2 separate regions of the Mus musculus genome follow, and region 2 is linked to region 1. Evidence: chromatin loops called from intact Hi-C (ENCODE). Cell type or tissue: left cerebral cortex. All regions are shown on one strand.

Region 1 (2,500 bases):
AACAAACAGTTATCTAGGACTAATTGCTAGTCTGGGTCTTTTGTTGTTCTATATCAATTTGAGGATTTTCTTTGTATTTATGTGAAGAATGAGATGAGGATGTTGATTGTGATTTCACTGAATCAGTAAATTGTTTTGGTAGGAAGGTCTTTTTTCACAATGTTAATTCTACCAAGCTGTATGTTTGAGAGGTCTTCAAATTCAAATTCACATAGTGATATGTGAATCTTTTCACGATTTTTACTGATCAAATAAAGGCTAGAGCCTGTGATTGGGCAGCATAGGTTAAAAATGGGATGGGAGGTCTGAAAGAGAGAGGAGGAAGAGAATATGGAGCAAGGGTATCATAGCTGGGAGATAGTTTGGTGTGGTGATAGTGCTGCCTGATCTAGACTTATAGCTTATAAATTTAATAACTGAAGTGTGTGTTTTTAATACGGGTTTATTGGGGGTGAAAATTACTGCAACAACTGGTGCACCAATGTCTCCCTTGGAACCCTCTAATCTGAGATAAAAGTCCTCCCTCCCACTAAAAATAAATAAATAAATAAATAAACAGCTAGGTCCGTGCTTTAAAACTGCAGCCCTGGATAAAATAATCACTGAGTGAGTTTAAACGGTTTACAGAGAGCTACTGAAAAGCTCCCTCGTCAAGTCACAACGTGGCTGGGCGTTCCTGGAGCCTATAAGAAGGACCAAGGACCAAGGACTCAGGGGTGATATTCCTGTAGAACGGCTGTTGACAGCTGAGATTTGACAGCTGGCAAACAGTATTTAACGTTCTAAAGCTTTCTCACAGGCATAGCGAGCTTATCTGGGCATCTTTGCTCCAGGGAGCCTTCCCTTGCAGGCTTACCCTGATTTTCCCCCAAGTCTAAACAGGATGCAAGACAGTCAGACGGGCTCTACCAACTGAGATTGGTGTGCAAATGCAGCAGGAAAAGGCAGGATAGTCCAAAAGTGAACTGCAATTTCCCGAGCTGAACAGCAGAGGGAGACAAAGGTACAACAAGCTCTGGATCAGGAAACAAGATAATTTTCAGATACTTGAATTTATGAAATTTCTAGGCAAATGGATGTACTTGGAGGGCATCATCTTGACTGAGGTAACCCAATCACAAAAGAACTCACACAATATGTACTCACTGATAAGTGGATATTAGCCCAGAAACTTAGAATACCCAAGACATAATTTGCAAAACACATGAAACTCAAGAAGAAAGAAGACGAAAGTGTGGACACTTTGCCCCTTCTTAGAATTGGGAACAAAACACCCATGGAAGGAGTTACAGAGACAAAGTTTGGAGCTGAGACGAAAGGATAGACCATCTAGAGACTGCCATATCCGGGGATCCATCCGGTAATCAGCTTCCAAACGCTGACACCATTGCATACACTACCAAGATTTTGCTGAAAGGACCCAGATATAGCTGTCTCTTGTGAGACTATGCTGGGGCCTAGAAAACACAGAAGTGGATGCTCACAGTCAGCTATTGGATGGATCACAGGTCCCCCAATGGAGGAGCTAGAGAAAGTAACCAAGGAGCTAAAGGGATCTGCAACACTATAGGTGGAACAACAATATGAACTAACCAGTACCCCTTGGAGCTCGTGTCTCTAGCTGCATATGTATCAGAAGATGGCCTAGCCGGCCATCAGTGGAAAGAGAGGCCCATTGGTCGTGCAAACTTTATATGCCTCAGTACAGGGGAACACCAGGGCCAAGAAGTGGGAGTGGGAGGGTGGGGGAGTGGGTGGGGGAGCATGTGGGGCACTTTTGGGATAGCATTGGAAATGTAAATGAAATAAATACTAATAAAAAAATTAAAAGAAAAAAAGAAAACTAATCTCAGCTGGTCAGTAGTGGCACACGCCTTTAATTCCAGAATTTGGAAGGCAGAGGCAGGCAGATTTCTCAGTTTGAGGCCATCCTGGTCTACAGAGTGAGTTCCAGGACAGCCAGGGCTATACAGAGAAACCCTGTCTCAAAAAAACAAAAAACAAAAAACAAAAAAAGAAAAAAAGAAAAAAGAAAAAGAAACAACCCCCCCCCCAAGAAATAAAACCAAAACAGAAACCAAACAAAAAAACAACAAACCCAACAACAACAAAAAACCCTAATCTGAACGATAAAAGTGTTGCAAAATTCGAGGAGTGGGTGGGTGTACACCCTCATAGAAGCAGGAGAAAGAGGGATGGGATTAGGGGTTTCCTGGGGGTGGGAATTGGGAAAAGGGATAACATTTAAAATGTAAATAAATAGAATATACAATAAAAAAGAAAGAAAAGGAGAAACACTAAATACCTTTGGATTTTATGAAGGATATTTTGAATGAATGAACAGGGATGGATTTAAAAGAAGTTGACAGTTATAATTATTACAATATTAAGTAGCTTATCTTCTCAGGAGACAAAGCTCTAGATAAAAATTATAAGCCTTAGGAAAAGGGTTAGAGGAAACCTTGGATAAGATGTTAGAACAAAAGATGCAGAATTTCAT
Region 2 (2,500 bases), 95 kb after region 1:
CAGAATTTCGTAAGATGCTCTTCCCCTCAGCTACCTCAATAAGAACCAAAAAAGAAAGAACTCCGGCCCCACCCCACCCCCATTGGGGCTGGCCCCTGACAGGCAACTGCAAGAAAAATGTCTGAACAAAAAAAAAAAAAAAAAGCCTTTGGGAGTGGCGCTGATATCAAGCCAGGAACACCTCCACTTGGTGATCGGAGCACTCCGCCAGCGTCTAGTCCATTCATGTCTACATCAACAAATCCAAACTGCCAGTCTAGCAAAAAGACCAGCGTTGTGTATCAGAAACCGTTCCAGTCAGCCCCTGCCACAGTGAGAATGGCACAGCCGTTTCCTGCACAGTTTGCACCCAGAAGAAAGCTGTGGGAAGAGGACTCAGCCACAAGACATTTAGTCCTAGGTGTTGGCAAAGCAGAGAGCAGAGGTTCTTCAGTCCACACAGCGGTTTTTCTCTGAACAGCAACAGAGAAAACAGATAGGAGGCAAAGCCCAGAGAGTGGACAGTGATTTAAGTAAACCTGAAATTCTGACCCTCCTGGTACCTGCCAGGAAAACGTAGAAGAAAAGCCACCCCCTGCATCCACCATAACCACCAAACTTGTTAGAACTGGACCAATCAAACCTTAGGCGATCAAAACCAAAGGAACAAAATCTCATGAAGGTTGTGGTTTATTGGGAGCGGGTGGTCAGGGGTAAAGTGATCTGTGACATTATCCTGTGAGACACACAAGGGGCATAGAGCATTTTACACTGACAGAGCTGCTACACCAATTACAATGAGGCTCCACAGGCTCGCACCTCCTGTGTAACATTTGCATCTTCAGTTGGTTTATATTACAAGTGTGCATACAGTATAGTCCTATGGAGCACGAAACACCACAAGTAGGAAGAGAGAGTTGCTCAGCTGGACACTGGGTGGGCCCATTAATACAGCAGCTGTAGTTCTTTTGCTCCCTCGTGTTCTTTGGATGTGTGTATGGCTTTTCTAGGCTTGAAAGTAAAATGATGCTAACTGATGCTGGATAGAGGAGTCTTATCTTTTATTATGGCAGCTTGCCATTTTTGTAAAATGGTGATTCTGCTGAACACAATAAAGTGGTAACTGATTGATCTCCCCTTCTTCCTGGATGAGTGAGCAGATGATTAAATATTGATGTCAGCTTCCTTGAATATATTCAGATGAGCAACATATGGCTTCTGCTTCTATTTAAAATGATGCTGGGTTTGATTGTGGTCCAAAGTTTTGAAGCACTACTTGGCATCTCCTTCCTTGGAGGTCTCACCATTTAAACATAACAGATTTGATAACATGTTGGTAAGGTGAAGTCCAGCTTGTCTCCGCTAAGTCATCTTCATATGAATCCAGTGGTTATACAGTTTTGATTTAGGGATATTTCATTTTTTTAATAACGGTTTTTAGCTGACATTCACAGAGAGAATGAATTCTTAGAGTTGTGCTGCTAGTGAAAGGAACTCTAAGAGTGTGTTCCTTTACAGAGCAGTGTCACACCATCCTTTGGGCCCTCTGCTGGAAAAGTAGAATCAAGTCTCAACTCCTCTGTACCCTCTAGTATTATAGATGTAGGACAGTACCGTATCATACCTCTGTGAGTGTAAACAAGCCTGCACCTGCTTTATGATACGTAGTAGTGACTGTGCTTTGTCAGAGCTGTTTTTAATGATGTTGCTCAAAATGTTCTCTTTCCAGATAATTATTGAGAAGCTAATTAAAAAAAAAAAAAAAAGTGGTGCCAGGCACCACAAGAATAACAGAAAGTGGTGCCAGGCACCACAAGAATAACAGAACTGTGCTGTTTTCTGCAGTTTTGTTTTGTTTTTTTACTTTTTTTTAATAAAGTGTGCTTAATGTCTCTACAATTTTGTTCAAATGACTGCAGAATCTGGAAAAGTTGTTGCTGCTGTATTGACGGGTTTTTTTATACATAGTGCTATTACTGGTCTCTCTCTATATATATATGTATAAATTTTTATATATGTAATATATGTATAATATATGTACATACGTATATATAATTTGAATTTTTGAACCTTTAGCTGTGCTGTTAACTTTGGAAAAAAGTTCTCAGTTTACTGTGTTGAGTTGGCATTGTAAAGAAATTAACAGCCATATTGGTCTCGAAATGTTGAACTTAATTTTTTTCCATTTGTACAAGGTTAACACAATGTATGAAATATGTAAGGTTTTATCTATGTGAGTCTGGTTACAAAAACTTATAAAGTATTTTCTAAATAATGAAAACATTTTTGTGTGAATTGTAGTGATCAAAGTGCACACGTATGGGGAAAACCTAGTGGGAAGACATCAGTGCCAACAGTGTGTGGAAGAATAATAATGATAATGATAATAAACAGGGGTAACCAACATTGATTTTAAGTTTTTATAGCTAACACAGGTTACTTGTTCAACTTGTTCCTGGTCCACAGTTGCTGGCTTGTTTCCTGCCTGATTGTGATTTAGTTACAGGGTTATTTTGTTCCA

The links. A loop is a pair of places that touch in the nucleus more often than their neighbours do. Peaks named below come from ENCODE experiments on the same cell type or tissue, not always from the same donor. Only the 100,000 strongest peaks of a DNase experiment are listed, where the experiment ranks them.
Region 2: a loop joins it to region 1, with 4 times the contacts of the local background. A loop is called at or near these places in 9 of 42 quality-filtered maps.

The regions. Positions count from the first base shown.
Region 1 is chr17:17,748,027-17,750,526 of GRCm38, reverse strand. No RefSeq gene overlaps it. Among named protein-coding and RNA genes, the nearest start is that of Vmn2r90, 45 kb to the right of the region's middle. In left cerebral cortex, a CTCF peak has its summit at 985 (motif pointing right); a DNase peak (open chromatin) is centred at 977.
Region 2 is chr17:17,653,024-17,655,523 of GRCm38, reverse strand. No RefSeq gene overlaps it. Among named protein-coding and RNA genes, the nearest start is that of Lnpep, 30 kb to the right of the region's middle. In left cerebral cortex, no CTCF peak of the experiment used is centred here; a DNase peak (open chromatin) is centred at 1,113.